Linked DNA regions of Mus musculus: region 2 is linked to region 1. A link is a loop called in an ENCODE intact Hi-C map of the cell type or tissue named here. Cell type or tissue: gastrocnemius. All regions are shown on one strand. Links, peaks and the distances in the headings refer to the core of each region. The heading gives the core; the rest is flanking DNA. Region 1 holds the start of Gm52147 (a long non-coding RNA gene). Region 2 holds the start of Rft1 (RFT1 homolog).

Region 1 (8,330 bases), core at 172-8,171:
AATTAAGTTCTTCAGTACCTTGTGTTCCCAGAGCTGTATTTTGGCCACCAGAGTTAGGGCTTTACTTCCATCTGTCTTTTCATCAATCATAAATAGTGGACACGCTGAGTCCTTGTTGGGAACCGAGCACAGTGCTAGGCTTTGGCAGACTGAGAAAAAGTCCTAAACCCCGAGGAGCCCAGACCAGATGCCTAGACACTGGTGACACTCTGATAGAAGGCAGCAGTAGGGGAGATGTCACAGGGCACACATTACAGGTTGCTTCCCAGAGGGACTAGCAGTAGGAACCAGAAATGCAGGACCAGAGTGGTCTGTGAGGATGCTTTGGACGAACTGGTATATGGGAGTGGGGCTCAGCTGTCAGACAGGGAGAGGGCATCCCAGGTGGTGAGCTGATCTGTATCACTGGGACTGGCTGAGATAAGTAGATCACGGCACCGGGAAGCTGGAACCTGCTGGGTGTGTACATCAGTGTGCTGTAGTCCTAATGCTCAGAGGGATACAGGAGCTTCCTGACTTCAAACCCACTTCCCAGCACGATCCTGTCTTTAAAAAAAAAAAAAAGAAGAAGAAGTTAGGGCACAGTGTCCCTTTTGTGGTCATAGCTCCTTCTCTGGCTACCTTTTCTCTCACTTGTCTTCTGCCAGGACATACTGTTCTCACTGGGCAGTCTGGCCTGCCCCACATTTGTGCTTGAGATAGCAGAACACTTCCCCCCCGTGGAAGTCATAATCAAAGGCTCCCTGACCAGGGTGACAGGCTGGCTCAGCTATAAGGGCAGTATATGGCTCTTGCTCCCCAGTTATTCCTCCACTCAGTGGACATGTGAGCAGCCTCTGCCTCTGGGGGCTGAGCAGGACAGTGGGCTTTCAGGCCTAAGAGTGGGGCCTCACAGGAAGTGGGCCCAGGGGCTCTGGTGTACCTATAGCTCATGGCAGAGTACTCCCCCAGCCGGTCAGCGTCCTCCCCAAGTAAAGGTCAAAATGAAAGACCAAAACCAGGCATGGTAGGTAGGACATAGCTATAATCCCAGCCCTTGGGAGGTAGAGGCAGGAAGAGCAGGGGTTCAGGGCCAGCCTCAGTTGCATGAGACTGTCTTGAAAGAGCAAAAACAAGAACAAAAACCAGATTCTGATCTTTTACCTGTCAAGACTCTCCAGAGTGAGAGCTGATATGGCTGAGCCTGTTTTGCTGCAGATGCAGTAGTCGCCGTTGTCTCTGGGACTGTGGTGTGAGAAGAGAGAAGGGTGCTCACCTGTTACTATCTTATCCAGTCCTCGGGGGCAGGCAGTGAATTAGGAACTTTCCTTATAAACATCCTAAGAATAAACACTTACAGTTTTGCAGCCCTGTGCTCAGTGCAGCCGCCTTCCTTGTTCTGCAGATGGGTGTGGCTGTGTAGTCATAAAACTTGATTTGTGGGCACAGGTGTTTGCATTTGACTTCATTTTCATATGCCATTGGATAGTCTTTTTTTTTTTTTTTTTCCTCCCAACCATTTAAAATCATAGAGGCTAGAGCTGTAAGTGGTGGTGTGTAGCGGTTCTAGTGTTTGGGAGGCTGAGGCAGGAGGATCATGATTTTGTAGACAGCATGGGCTACATAATGAGACTTTTGTTTCAAAAATACCAAAACTAAAACCAACTATCTAAAAATAGTGAAAGCTATTCTTAACTTATAGACCTCCATTAAGAGCAGAGCAGGAGATCTGAGGCCCATAGGCCGTTGTTGACTGGCCCTGCTCTGCAGGATGTCCCAGGATATCCCCTGTCCTTACTTCCCCAGTGCTCCCTGCCTGCCTTCCTCACCTCTGGGGAATAGCATTCCCCTGTGATGGCACTGTCCTTGGGTTACCAGTGACATCCTCTTTCCCAACTGAGCTGACTGCCCTGGCTTGCCCCAACAAGGGCCCCAGAAGCCTGGGCGCCTTGCCATGTCTTTGAAGGCAGACCTTGGAGACACCCTTTCAGTCAAGTCACTCTTACCTGCCACTGCCTTTTGCCCACAGAAATCCCCTTCAGACTACAGCAACTTTGACCCAGAGTTCCTGAATGAGAAACCTCAGCTTTCCTTCAGTGACAAGAACCTCATCGACTCTATGGACCAGGAAGCCTTCCATGGCTTCTCCTTTGTGAATCCCAAGTTTGAGCAATTCCTGGACATTTAATTAAGCTCCCAGACCTGCTTTAAACGCCCTGGCAGAGTAGGCCCGTCTGCCCTGGTTTGCACCGCATTGCCCGTGGAGAACAGTGGGTGACTGGCTGATTTCTGCTGCCACCCCCTCCTCCTTGGAGAGTCCGGCTCCTGCTGGCTGGGCTCACAGTACTTCCTCTGTGAACTGTTTGTGAATTTGCCTTCCCTTTGCCATCAGAGGGAAACTGTAAATCCTGTGTTTCATTACTTGAATGTAGTTATTGAAATATATATTATATATATGCACATATATATAATAGGCTGTATATATTGCTCAGTATAGAAAGCATGTAGGAGACTGGTGATGTGTTGACCTTTTTAAAAAAAAACATATGTATATGTGTGTATATATATATACACACATATACATATATATGTGTATGTATGTACGTATGTATATATATATGACCAAAAGAAAAGAAGAGCACAAGCTGTCTGAACCACAGGTTCTTTTATGTGTGTCTAAATAAACACTGAATGGTACCAACCTGGCTGTGGGGACATTTATGTCCCAGGAAGTTGGTAGCAGGTGCTCCTGCCACCGTTGGCTGCAGTGGCAGACCCCTGGGTCTTCATGCAAATGTGTTTGTGTTTAGGGGTTTCCTTTTGCCCCAGGGCCCTGGCACTGCAGGAACCACAGATGTCTCTGTGGGGTTATGGTAGGAGGTGAGATGGGCTGTAATCTGTGACTGGGTAGAGAGGGCCAGCCCAGAAGTTCGGAGAGGCAGAAGGCCAGACCGGAAAGGAGGATCAGAGGCACAAAGCTGGAAGTGTGTCTCAATACTCAAGTTTGCTTAAGTGCTTCATGTTTTGAGACAGGGTCTCTCTGTGTAGTCTTGGCTGATCTCCAGCTTGCTCTGTAGTTCAGGCTGGCCCCACAGAGGTCCTTCTGCCTCTGCCTCCTGAGTGTCACCACACTTGCCCAAAACTACACATCTTTTTTACTGTTTATCTTCATTCTTGGGACAGGGGTCGGCATCTACGTTCTAAAATGATCCCACAGGAGTCCCTGCCTGGCTGGAGAAGAGAGGGGCAGGGTGGGAGAGAAAATGCTTAGTGCCTGGATGGGATGTTTCAGTATGCTGACCAAACCGACTGCACAGTCAAGGAGTCTGGCTCTAAGACACAGCAGTACCTGGCAGCTGCCTGCGAGCCAGCGTGGCCATGTTGTGCAGGAGCTCCCTGACTGGGCTCTCTTCACCGCTTCCATGCCTCCCATTCTGTAAGCTTCTAGTTTGTCCCTTCCCCCACTGGACTGCTCCTGCCTGCAGCCTGGGGCACCGTTCTCAAACAGGGCCCTCCCTTGGGCCCCTCTGGTCCAGCCCCTGGGACCCAGCTGGCTCTTTGTCCTGGAGGTGGATGAGGCAGTCCTAGCTCCTGATTGGCTGGTCCAGTAGCCGTGCTACTGACTGCCAGCAGTTCATTCTTTTGGGCTGAGGTACAAATTTCCACAGCTTGAGAAGGCAAGATGGACTGAAACTGCCCAAGGAAGAGGGTTGTGGGGATGGGAGTATAGTTCTGTCCTCTCAGGAAGACACGCTGCCTCTCATTGTACCTGTGATGGGCCAGCCTGGACACTGGAAGCAGTGACATTGGTCCTCACAATATGACATGGTGACACTGGAATAAGGAAGGGAGGTGCCTAGGGTCCCCCGTGTCCTGCTTCTGCTATAGCATGCAAAGATCTCCAGCACTTCCATGAACCAGGGCAATAGTGAGAGCACAGAAGTTGTGCTGGTGCTCACATTTGGGGGCTCCCACCATCTTGCCACTCTAAGCAGGGCCTGCCCGGCACACAGCTTTACATTCGATGATGGGTCTCCTCCCCCTGCGGAAGGGAGGGAGAGTTAGGTTGTTTCTCAGCTTCAGGCAGTGAGGAGTGCTGAGAACACAGAATCTAGAAAAGTAGCCAAAGGTTTGAGTTTCACTATGCTGCCACACACTGGCTGAGTTCCTTGTCAGCCTGTCTCTTCGCTGGTAGAGGGAAGCACTAATCGGTGCTGCCTTGTGAATGGCTGGTTTGGGAAGGCTTCACACACGGCTTCACAGTGGCTGGTGCCTGTGGGGCCTGCCTCAGGAAGCCCTCACTTGCTGTGGGAAGCAGCTCTCAGGGACACTGCCTCTGCCTGGATGCCTGGAAGGCCACATGTCTTGTCTGTAGACCTGTTCCCAGCTCTTGAGTAGGTGCCAGGCCTGGCTCATTGGCCAGGAAATGCCTCTCATGCTAGGCTCAAAGCCACTTTCCCTAGCATCTAAGGGTCTGGAAGCAGGCAGAAAGCCCTTGCCAAGTGGATATACAAGCAGCAGGAAGCCCAGCCGTCGTAAAGGACAGAGCAAGCAGCCCGCTCAGTACAGGACGGGGCACTGCAGATGCTCAGGAGCCTGGGAGCAGAAGCCCAGCCTCTGCAGTCAGAATGCCCTGGTTTAAATGCTGTGTGTCCTAGTGACCTCAGCAAGTGACTCAGTCTCCCAGGACCTCAGTTTCACTTCCTCATTGAAGGATGGGGCTGACCATGGTATTGCCGTTGGCTATGATGACACAATTCTGTTTATATGTATTGCATACACAGCAGCCACTGTGACCCTGCCCCTCAGGGGAGAAGACACCTTCTACCCCACACTGGATGACTGCAGGTAGACAACTAATAGGTATCTACCTAGTCATTCAATGCTCCCCCTTCAGACAGGTACTCAAGACCCTCATGCCCAGACTTGCCGGAATGCCTGCTTCTGCCCATGGTAACTGAAGGAGACAGGAAGTGAGCAAAAGCCTGGGCATTTGAGGAGCTGCTCAAGGATTCTCCCAACAGGTGCAGGGCCGAGAGTTCTGCAAAGAGAGCAGAAGGGAACCAGTGGCTCGGTGGGATTCCACTTTCTTCCTTCCACGTGCCTGCTTTACACTGTGTTTTTATTCTTAAATGTGTGTGTGTGTGTGTGTGTGCGCGCGCACGTGCACATGCACATGTAAGAACAGGTGGCCCTCAGACCAGAAGAATCAGATCCCTGGAATCACAGGGAATTGTTAGCTGTAAATGTATTTCTGGGAGTTTTCTTCTATGTGACTCCTTGTTCCCATGTAAATGTCACAGAGACCTTATATTTATTAATAATCTGCAAGCACTAAGCTGGGCAGGTTCTGAGCTATCCTAGCCCAGCTGTGCTGGCCCAGATTACTTCCCAAACAGGCCAATTACTTGCCATCTGAGTCTTGCCCTCCTGGCTCGCTCTGGTCCATGTGTGTCCTCATGGCTGCTCTCTCATGGGGACCTCATAGTGAATCCTCCTGGTCCTCCTCTTTCTCCCTCTCTGTCTCTCTCCATCTCTCTGTCTGTCTCTCTCTCTCTTCCTGCTTGGGACTTGCTCACTGGGATTGGAAATCCTGTCCTATTCTCTTCTCCTGTCCAGCTACTGTCCAGCTGATGGACACTTTGTTAGAAAACAGTCTTTACACATCATTGAGACAGGAGATGCTCCAATAATCGTGACAGTGCCAACGTCTGAACTACAACCAGGTCCCTGGGCACAGAAGTCAGCATCTGAAATACAGTACACAAAACCATCCCCTAATAAGAGCCACTTTGGATGATGGTAGCCAAATTCAGGTCCTCAGAAAGAGCAGTCCATACTCTTAACCATTGAGCAACTTCTCAAAGCCCAAATGTGCTCGCTTCTGAGGGCACTGGCAGCTGGGGGTACAGGGCAGAGCTACAGAAAAGAAATGCCTGAGCGAGTGGATGGATATGTAGACAGATGGATGGATAGAAGGACCAGCTAGACTTTAGATGTGTGTTAGGCTGCCTGGAATTCAGCAGTGCATACTGATAAAAGGTACATATCTTTCATACCAAGTTCTTAGCAGGGGTCGCGGTTCTGGCTGAGTCCTGGAACCCAGTTCCCGGGTTAGCCACGTCTAATAACACTGTCATCTTGGAGGAGGCCCAGGCATCATATTTTGAAAGCTCTCCTGATATGTATGTGCATCAGGACCGAGAGCAAGCTAGGCGAGGTAGGAATCTGCATATTGCCCAGTGAAGCTAGGAAAAGCTGCCCAGAAAGCCACACCTTGGAAATCAAGTCAGCGCTGCCAGACCAGCCCATTGTGTGGAGGAGTATTGGCTTCTGAGCCCGTGGAGCACTGCTACGTGTCTAAGACAACAGACAGAAAAACCGAGGGGTCTGTGAGATGGCCACTTGGCAGGGCAACATCGCCCACTGCCTGGCTGGGCTACATCGCCCCCTGGTGGATGCCATCTTGCAGGCACTGCAGAGACTGCCTACCATCAGTCTTCATGCCAGGGACAGTGCTGAACACTTTAAACAGTCTCTGACTGCTGGGGACCCAGAGAAACATAAGCAATAATATCTCTCCTTACATAAACAATTATCTGTTTTGTCTCAGAGGATAGTGTTCATCCTAACATGGTGCCCATAGTTCCCAACAGGTCCCCATTAATGTATGTAGGACTGATGCGAGTCGGAGGTCCACATTTTCTAATAGAGAGGTTCTAATAGAGGAAATGAGGCTGCATTCAGATTTGCCAGTGTGGGGAGGGATCCAGGACTTCCCATGGCTGCCCTTGGCCTGACTTTACCAGGACTTAACTTTCAGCTCTCTCTGGCACCTGCTTCCACTTTGGAACCATCAAAGCTGGACAGGGCTTCTGTACCCCTCCTGACCCCCGACTGTGTCTGCGTAGCAAATGACCTTGGATGACGACTGCTTGTGGGAGACCAGAGGCTGGGCCACCTTGTTTGCTCTTCTGAATCCTAACCGCCTGGCCAGAGCCCTTTTATCCCCTTAGGAGGGAAGACAGCGCACGCAAGATCTGAAAACACAGAAGGGGACCAAGGACAGAGAAATGTTCCTAAAGTGGGAAGCCTGGCCCAAGTTACCATGACTCAGATGGCGTTAGGCTCCTGATGTCCTGAGGTCACAGGCATTCTCTGAGTCTCATCAGCTGATCTACTTTTGCCCTCCACAGCTATATCCTCTGTGATTTCAGTCTTTGAACCTTAATATCTGTTCCTAAATCGGGCTCTTTAAGTGGGCCTTAGAAGACGCACAGTTTTCTCCCTCTGCCTGCGTTAAATACATACTCAGGAAGCCCTGACATTTGCTTCTCAGCCCACGTTAAGTGCTACACAAAGGCCAAGGCCTGTGGGGAAGTACTTTCTTCCGAAAGGCCTGTTGGGAGTCGATCTTACCGATTTCACTTGGGATGGAGGACACATGGGCTGTGGGTGGCGTTGGTGTGAGTGCTATGTGCCTAATTTCTTATGGTCCTTGGCAGGAGTGGGTGCCTGCTGTGGGCCAGGAGTTTAAGGGGTATCACTTGGGCCATCATGTGACAGATACGAATAAGCGTGCCTGGCATGCACTGTGTGTGGCCCACAAGTTCAGGACAATGACACTATGTCAAGTACCATTCTTACTGCTTCCCTGCATTGTGGCCTGTAATTAATCTTCACAACAGCCCCTAAGGAAATGGCTGCTGCTGGCTGTCAAGCTCCGCACTTCTCCAGTGGGTCAGCAGAGGGTCTGAAGAGTGGAGGATTTTCCCCATGGCTCTGGGAGGCTCCTTGGAGTCTGTGAGTCTTTGTCGTGCTTTCTTTGGCAATGAGCACAATGGCTCACAGGCTTGCTCAATACGAGCCAGGAGGAGAATGAGAAGATGACCCTCCCTGGTCTGCAGAGGCTCTGAGAAGAGAGACAAGGAGCAGAAGCTGCGGAGGACAGCTAGGAGGGGCACAGTTTGGCTTGGCCCTGGAAAGCCCTTGGAGATCATAGACCCCCGGCGGGTGTCTTTGTGGAGTCACCATTTCGTAACTGGAACCAGAGGGGAAAGGGATGGGAGTGGGCCAGGTTTGCATGAGGAAGCAGTCCCAGAGATATGGGGGAATCTTCAGAAAGGACAGTCAACGTTGTACCCAACATTGCACTTCCTCCTGTAGGCCTGGCTCCTTCCTTTCTGCCTTCTGCAGGTCCCAGACAACACAGTCAGCTTAGATCATAGCCAGAGGTCAGGAAATGTGCCCAGATGGGTTTGGGTGAGTGAGAGCCCAGGATGTGGCAATAGAGAGCTCCCTTCACCTGGGCATGGCCCTGGTCTCTCTCACCCTGCTCTCTGCCCTTATTG
Region 2 (8,330 bases), core at 284-8,283, 58 kb before region 1:
TCTTATGCTAATAAAAGTAGCTAACATTTACTAAGTACCTTGTAGTGTGCCAGGACATAACAGAAATTATTTCCCCTAATCTCCCTAATCACCCTGTGAAGCTGCAGTGCTGTTCTCATTCAAAATGAGGAAGCTGCCGGGATGGAGGTATGTGCTTGTTACCCCAGCACTTTGTAAACTGCAGCAAGTACATCAAGAATTCAAGGCCAGCTTGGACTACATAGCAGTATCTTTTCATAAATAAATAAATAAAGCCAGGACTGGTGTCTCATGCCTATAAGCAGAGGCAGGGCATATCTGAGGTCAAAGCCAGCCTGGTCTACACAGTGAGTTACAGGACAGCCAGGGAGGCATAGAGAGATCTTGTCTTTAAAAAAAAAAAAAAAAGAAGAAGAAGACAAAGACGAAGAAGGAAAGAAGGAAGGAAGAAAAGAATAAACCGATGCTCAGAAAAAAAGCCAATTGATTTGAACTTTTTTTTGAGACAAGGTCTAAGTATGTAACCCTATCTAGACTGGAGCTCAGATTGGAACTCACAGAGAACTCAACCTCTTGAGTGTTGGGATGAAAGACTTGAGCTACTACACCTAACCCAAGTAACTCTTATCTTAAAAGGGGCCACCTAACCTGAATCTAATTCAGCCTGCTTCTCTCTCCTAACCTCTTTGTGCCTCTCTAGGATAAAGGTGAAGGTGGACTCTGGACCATGTGGACGAACTAGCAAGTGTCATCTGCAAAAGAAAGAAAAAAAAATACAAAGCCAAAAAAGAGTCTGTCCAAGGACACACAGCAGATGCAGTTTATTAAGTGCACACTAGGATGCTGGTACTGCGCTAAGTGAGCTTATTCAAAAGATCCCAAACAATCCTTGCAAATTGCTTTCTGAATTAGATACTATTACACTCATTTTTGTCAACAAGGAGCTAAAAGCTCAGGGGCTGAAGTGACTTGTCCTAGGTCACTGGACAAGCATTGCCTGAACCCGATCCTTGTTCTTAGCTACGCCATATGGGCTCTCTAAACTCAAAGAGAATCAGAGTTGAAGAACAGTTTTGAGGATCAAGAGTGAAACACTCCAGAAATGAACCCCTTAAAATATCAGATTAAAGTAGCCTCTGTCTACTGTTTGTTGATAGTTGTTTAAACTGTCTCCTATCATCACACGGAAACACAAGGCTCAGAAAGAAAATGGCTTGTTTGTAGTCACCAGCCAAGACTGGGACCGCAGTCTCCCAACTCCTAGACCCGGCGCCCCTCCCCGCCTCCGTGGTCCCCCGTGGAACCCTGTGCAGTGCGGGGGACCCAGAGCAGCTTCCCCGGGAGGCTTGGCCGCGGCACCACGCGCTGGAGCGGGCGCAGCAGAGTACCTGCAGCAGGAGACCCGAGGAGGCCAACCGGGCCGCCTGGCCTAGCACCTCCTGGCTGCCCATAGCCCCAGAGCCACAGCTCCGAGGAGGAAACGGGGCCCGCGCCCGCTTCGTCGCGGAAAAATGGCGTCACGGACAGGCTCGCTCCTGATTGGGTCTTTGACAGCAGGGGCGGAGCACAAGAAGCTGCGACTCCAAACAACTTTTGAGGCTGTGTCTCTTGATTTTCTTGGGGTGTCTTGATTTTTGTTGTTGTTGTTTTGAGAGTGTGTTCAGCGCCGATCCCTGTAGACCATGTTGGCCTAGAACTCGCAGTCTCTGGAACACTGGGATAACTGGGGCGCACCCCTAGCCCCAACTGATATCTTTTGGCTTGATTTTTTTTTTTTTTTTTTTAAGACAGGGTCTCATTATGTAGCCTTGGCTATCATAGAACTCGATATGCAAAGCAGACTTGCCTTGAACTCAGTGATCTGCGGGCTTCGGCTTCTGACTCCCAAGTGCCGCAACTCCAGCTGTTATTTTGAAATAAGGTCTTTCTATGTAGCCAGGGCTGGCCTGGAATTCACTTAGAGAGACTAGGATAGCCTTGAACTCCCGATCCTCTTGTCTCCAGCTCCCAAGTGATGAGAATTAAATATTTATTTGTTTTTGCATAGTGTAGTTGTGTGTGTATCAGTGAACTCTCAGGCATCAGTTCTCTCTTTCCACCTTTACATGGGTTCTGCAGTCAAACTCAGATTGGCAGGCTTACATGGTAAGCTCTTAACCTGCTGGGCTAATTTGCAGGCCTGCTAATTATCTTCCCTGTACTCCTGTTCCCTGTTCCCCAGCAGAAGGCCCTGTTTCAAAGCAAAGGAAAACAGAACAAAACAAGCCAGCAGTGGCTGCTGCGGGACAAAGTGCTCAGCAGAGACTAATCAGTGAGATTCTTGCCATTGGCGATCACACGAATGTAGTTACATAACCCTTCCACCAACTGGGCTGGACAGGACTTCTCCCAATTTTGCAAAGGAAGAACTGAGGACTGAAGGTCAGACACAGAATTTTCATGTATGTAGTTCTCTGTAGAAACCTTCCCAAGGCTCTGATACTTGGCCTGGTTGTCGAGAGGAGAAAAGTAAGCCTTGGAGGTGTGAGGTGCCTTGTTCAAATCTGCACATCATGGGCCTGGGCAGAACAGATCGGGGTCAAGGGTCAGACTGGAAGTACTTTATACTTTTTTTTTTAAAGTGGCCAACATACGCAATCACCATTTTCAAAGCTCTTTGGCCTTCCTTGCTGTCTGGTAACTGCCTGTCATCTTACACATCACTACCATCTTTATCAGTACATTTTAGATGCTCATATTTGGATCCCTTCATCCCAGCACTCAGGAGACAGGTGTATCTCTGAGTTTGAGGCTAGCCTGGTCTATATAGCATACATCAAGAACAGCCAGAAAGACATAGTGGAATTCTGTCTCAAAACAAACAAACAAAAAACCCAGCCCCCTTAGTGGTCCTCAAAGAGACCCTGTTGGGTGTTTCTTTGTTTTTGTCATGGTCTCTGCCCAAATATCTTCCTTGACAGTACTCTTCACTTTTTCAGGGCCCCCATACTGACCCCTAACTACCCCACAGTCTGTACTTTCTATGGACTAAATGTATCTTCTCAGAATTCATATAGTGACAGTCCTGAATGTGATAATATACACATATAATACACTCAGGAGAGTACTTGGGAAGTAATTAGGATAAAGATGTAGCCTTTATGGTGGGGCCATTGCCCAGATATTTGAGGAATGGCTACAGTGGGTCAGTGACCATATTAAGAAGATATCTGAGGGCTGCTATGGTGGATCAGTGGCCACACAAAGAAGACATTTGAGGAACTGGCTATGGTGAATCAGTGGCCATATAAAGATGATGTCTGAGGTAATGCATCTTAGAGATGCAGTGTTTGCTTACCATAGTTTTGATGCTTAGTACCTCAAAAAATATTTGGGTGGGATGACTTCTCGTTCACTGTGAGTAGATATAGCAAGAAGGTGGCTATTTACAAACCAAGAAGAGTCCCCTCACAAGACCCAAACTGGCTGTCACCCTGATCTTGGACTTCTAGGATCCAGGATTGGAGAAGCAAATCTGTTGTTTAAGCATCCCAGTCTATGGTGCATCCCAGTCTATGGTGTTTTGTTACAACAGCTCAAGCTGACCTCAATAGTTCCTTAAAGCATTTTGTACTCTTGCATCCTATGTACCGACAGAGAACACTCTTAAGCTCTCACGAATGCCTCCTGGTGCATCACTGTTGCTAGCACTGCTGAACATGGACTGCATGGCTCAAAGCCTCTGTGTCCTCATCTTAGGCAGAATGAGCTTTGTTGAGTGTTGAGACACAGAATGTGAGGTTTGACCATCAGACAGACTTTTCCTGGAACCCTCCTGCTGCAGCTCACCAACTGGAGGACCCCCTGTGTGCTGTTTGTTTGTTTGTTTGTTTGTTTGTTTAAATCCAACGTATTTTATTGATTATTTGGCAACTTCACATAATGCACCCCAATAACACTTCCTAGTTCTTCCAGGTCCACCCCCAAACCTTTGTGACCTCGAAGGAGGAGGAGGAGGAGAAGGAGGGGAAGCAGAAGAAGGAGAAGAAGGAGAAGGAGAAGAAGGAGAAGGAGAAGAAGGAGAAGAAGGAGAAGGAGGAGAAGAAGAAGGATAAAAACCAAGTCTAATTTATGTTGTTCATATACTCACTGGGGCATGGTCAATGCTGATTGTTTTAAAGAGATATTATATTAGCATTGGGTTTATAGCTCAGTAGTACTGTGACTGCCCAGCTTGTGTGAAGGCCTGGGTTTAAGCCACAGTATCTATGATACTGATCTGGATATGAATATAGACATAAATATAGATATTGTCTGTCCTGTTAAGGTGGGTGTGATAATTTTAGCAGACCAGCTTGGCCCACAAGTAGCTTAAATTCTACTAAGAGATTAAAAACTTAAATCTGAAGAAAAATCATAAAATCCCAAATTGGAATCAATTGTGAAAGAATAAAAAAAGACTCCTTGAGAATTCAGAACTATAAATGGTGGTCACTAAACAAGCTGTTTTCCTCAGGGTTCCTTCCTGCCACTTGCTTCTGTGCCAGGTGACCTCCCTGCCAGGGAAAGCTGGTCTGGGACTCGCATTTCATTACTGTACTAGTGGGAGGTGCTAGGGCTGGTGCTGAGCCAGTTAGACTTCCAGGGCAATGGGGCAGGATGGGAGGCTGCCAATGGGTGGAAGGCAGAGTAAAAGCTATGTTAAGTGGGGGCCTGGACTTGGGCTGAGCGGAGGCACCAGGACTGGGCATGTTCCCACACAACAGCCACTAGATGGCATGGCTCGTTGGGCAAGGGCCCTCCCAGACCAAGGCTTTTCGCTGTTTGGAAAACCTTCAACAGGGCCCCTCCTTGAACTAGAACATCAACACTTTGTCCCTCACTTGAAAGTCCCAGGGCATGACAAGGCTGCTGTGGTCACAACAGCCCATGTTGTTGAGTCTACAAAGCTATGTGCTGGGTATTTTCATGGTCAAACTGAACTCCGTTAGCAGCCCAACAAGACCACTGTCCCCTCTGCTGTACAGGCCAGGGAACAGACTTGGCAAAGTTAGGGGACCTGTTTGAGGGGTGGTGGTTGGAAACACCAGAGTGTGAACTGGGCTATCCCTTTAGAACGCTGTGCTCCCCCTCAGCAGTTACGATTCAGGAAGGATTTGGGGTATCTGCATTGGTTTTGTGGTGTTTGCCTGTTTTGCCTTTGACAACGAGTCTTACTTACCCTGTAGCCCATGCTGGCCTGGAACTTTATATTACCATGATTGGTTATGATGCTCTGGACAAAACTCTGAAAAGTACTCCCTGAGGGTACCTTCAGGCACCTTGGGAAATCTATCTGCCTCAGTGGTCTGAAGCCTCTGTCTGCCCAAAGTGGGTAAAGAAGTGCTGAAAGCTGTTCTGGGCTTGTTCAACTCTCCAATAGGATATGCTACCAGGGTAGTGGTCAGAACATCAGGGCCTGGAGACAGTGCCTAAATGAGAGCCTTGGGAACACCTGTGTCAAGAACTGTGCATACAGCACTTCCTGGATCATAGGTCTTTCTATGGAGTGGTGTGAGCAGCCACAAGACCCTGGTTTCTCTCTGAGCATTGATTTGTGCAGAGTAGCCTGTAATACCAACAATAACAATGTGGTTCATTCCAGATCCAGAGCTCTGAGCTGGGCATTGGAAGGGGCTTAAGAGAGAATGAACCACTATTACTCCACGCTCAGGCCTCAGGGTCTCTCTTGGGAAGAACCCCAAGTGAGAGCAGACAGACCGAGGTACCAAAACCATGCAAGGGGAACATAGAGATGGGGTAGGTGGAGAGATCGTTCTGGCCGAAGCATCAAAGAAGATCCCCGTCAGTCACAGTCAGTGGAGCCCGGGAAGAGGGAACTTGCTGAGCCTGTGGGTGAACCTAGTAGTTGGCTGTGGCTACTCTTGGTGCAGAATTCTTGTACCCAGCAGCCTGTGGCCAGTGTTGAGCCAGCAGTCCTGAGAACAGCAAGTCCGTGAACAGGAGTGTGTGAATGAATACAAATTAAGGGCTTGGTGGAACGCATTTGTAATTTCAGCCGTCAGGAGGATAGCACAGGAGGATTCAGTGTGAGTTTGAAGCAGCCTGAGCTGTAGAGTGAGACCCTGGCCCCAAAAACAACACCAGGGCTCAGTGGTTAAGAACACTCATGGCCCCTCCAAAGGTCCTGAGTTCAATTCCCAGCACCCATATAGAAGCTCACAACTGTCTGAGGCCATATTCTGATGTGAGATGTGCCTGCAAAGTACCCACCATATACATAAAATACATAAGTAAATAAATCTTTGAGCTGGGTATCGTGGTGGCGCACGCCTCTAATCCCAGCACTCTGGAGACAATGACAGCCTGATCTCTGAGTTCGAGGCCAATCTGGTCTACAGAGTGAGTTCCAGGACATCTAGAACAGCCAGGGTTACACAGAGGAACCCTGTATGGGGGTGGGGGGAAATCAGTCACATGTGTTCACAAGTGGGTCGGTGTGAATTTGCTTGTTCTGCTTGCCAGAATCCGCTTTGAGATAGTGTGTAGATACATACGTGCACACATATGAAGCCGGAGAGCATGCAGTATGAGGGAGTTCTTAGATGAGCATGTGTGGACGTGGGGTTGGTCGTGTGTGCCTGCAAACCTGTGAAACACTAGTATACATCTTCAGTCTCAGCATGCGGGAGGCTGAGACAGGATCTGAGATCAAGCCCAGCCTGGGCTATATATCAAGACAGAAAAAGAAAAAGTGTACAAAATGTGTCCTAGTCTAGGCATCAATTTTGCTTCTCTGATTCTGGTTCTTTATCTAGGCCCAAGATTCTGCATTTCACCTCAACAATATCCTCTCAGTCTTATAAGGTGGGCTAATAACAAAATGTAATTATGCACATTTCACAGATGGAGAAACTGAGGCTCTAAGGGGTGGCAGAGATAACATTGAATCCTAGCTACAGGGCATCAGAGGTTCCCTTTACCGTTTCCTTCAAGCCACTTCTCAGGAATTCAAAAAGTCCCTGGTGAGGAAATGTCCCTGGCCCACTCATCACTGACCTGGACCTGACACAGGGTTTCTCATGGGGTGGGTGGAAAGGAACTGTCTCTGGGGCTTGGCTCCAAGGCTACACACATAGAAGGGTCACATGAGGCTGCCCTTGTGTATCCATAACCCCAAAGAATTTGGATCAGAGCCAGTTGAGGGTTTAGGCCACCCCTCGTCTAAACACATGCTACATTTCCTGTCCCTTAAAACCACAGTCTGGCTGGAAAGTAGCCCCACACGCTCCCAGACCAGCTTTCCAAAAGCTCTCCCAGGTGCCCAGCGCTCCTGATTCATGCCATGCTGAGCACTGGACCTGTCCCTTCTGTATACTGGTCAAGCTCTCCACCAACTTAGGTGTATCCTTGGAGACAACCCCAAAACAGACAGCCATAGCAGCAACTTTCATTCCTGTCTTTTGGCTCTTATTGTGGGTGTGAAGGCTACCAGGTCTCATAGAACCATTCTTGTGAAAAGAGACTGATCCAAACTGACCCAAGCGCCAATACTCCTTGGGTGTCATTTCGCCTCTCTGTCACTGTTTCATGATCTATAAAATGGAAGTGATCGTAAAACCTTCCATAAGGGTTACTGTAAGAATTACATAAGATAACATGTATGGAAATGTTTCTTTTACCAGGCACTTAGAATGAACATGCGTTACAAACACGAGCAATTACCATCATTTTGTCACATTTACATCAATAGGGTGGATACTATTTCCTCCCTTGGATGTTGAAAAACATTTAATATTTTTGGATCTCTGTGTTCCATTCCTGTAAAAAAATTTTTTTGAGACAGGATCTTAGTATGTAGCCCTGGATAGTGTGAAACTCACTGTGTAAATCAGGCTGGCCTCAGACTCAAAGATCCCCTGCCTCTGCCTTCCAAGTTCCAGGATTAAAGGGGTATGCCACCAAGCAGAGCCCATAATAATTCTCTTTTATTTTTTCTATCTTTCCTTCATTATTATTCACTTTACATCCCATTCACTGGCCCCCTCCCAGTCACCCCATCCTACAATCCCTCCCCCATTAACCTCCCCTTCTCCTCTGAGTGTGTGGGGGCCCCTGGGTATCCGCCCACCCTGGCACATCCTCTCCCACTGAGGCCAGACAAGGCAGCCCAGCTAGAAGAACATATCCCATGTACAGACAACAGCTTCTGGGATAGTCCCACTCCAGCTGTTCGGGGCCCGCATGAAGGCCAAGCTGCACATCTGCTACATCTATGCAGAGAGGCCTAGGTTCTGCCTGTGTAGTTGTTTGTTTGGTGGTTTAATCTCTGAGGGCCCCAAGGTTCCAGGTTAATTGACTCTGTTGGTCTT

What was found. Hi-C counts contacts between places; a loop is a spot of excess contacts. Peaks named below come from ENCODE experiments on the same cell type or tissue, not always from the same donor. Only the 100,000 strongest peaks of a DNase experiment are listed, where the experiment ranks them.
Region 2: it touches region 1 in a loop (6-fold over the local background); 13 of 42 quality-filtered maps call a loop at or near these places.

The regions. Positions count from the first base shown.
Region 1 is chr14:30,589,704-30,598,033 of GRCm38, reverse strand. It overlaps Prkcd (protein kinase C, delta), which reads left to right. Exons shown (of 18, transcript NM_011103.3): 18 at 2,009-2,680. The coding sequence ends at 2,167. It overlaps Gm52147 (a long non-coding RNA gene), which reads right to left and starts at 1,404. Exons shown (of 3, transcript XR_003951217.1): 1 at 1,338-1,404; 2 at 1,144-1,224; 3 at 477-546. In gastrocnemius, for the core only: a CTCF peak has its summit at 4,159; DNase peaks (open chromatin) are centred at 1,889, 3,489, 4,392 and 6,417; H3K4me3 peaks cover 1,602 bases; H3K27ac peaks cover 4,923 bases.
Region 2 is chr14:30,647,513-30,655,842 of GRCm38, reverse strand. Rft1 (RFT1 homolog) reads right to left here and starts at 1,468. Exons shown (of 13, transcript NM_177815.3): 1 at 1,368-1,468. The coding sequence starts at 1,430. In gastrocnemius, for the core only: CTCF peaks have their summits at 1,428 and 4,726 (motif pointing right); DNase peaks (open chromatin) are centred at 1,483 and 4,621; H3K4me3 peaks cover 1,396 bases; H3K27ac peaks cover 2,867 bases.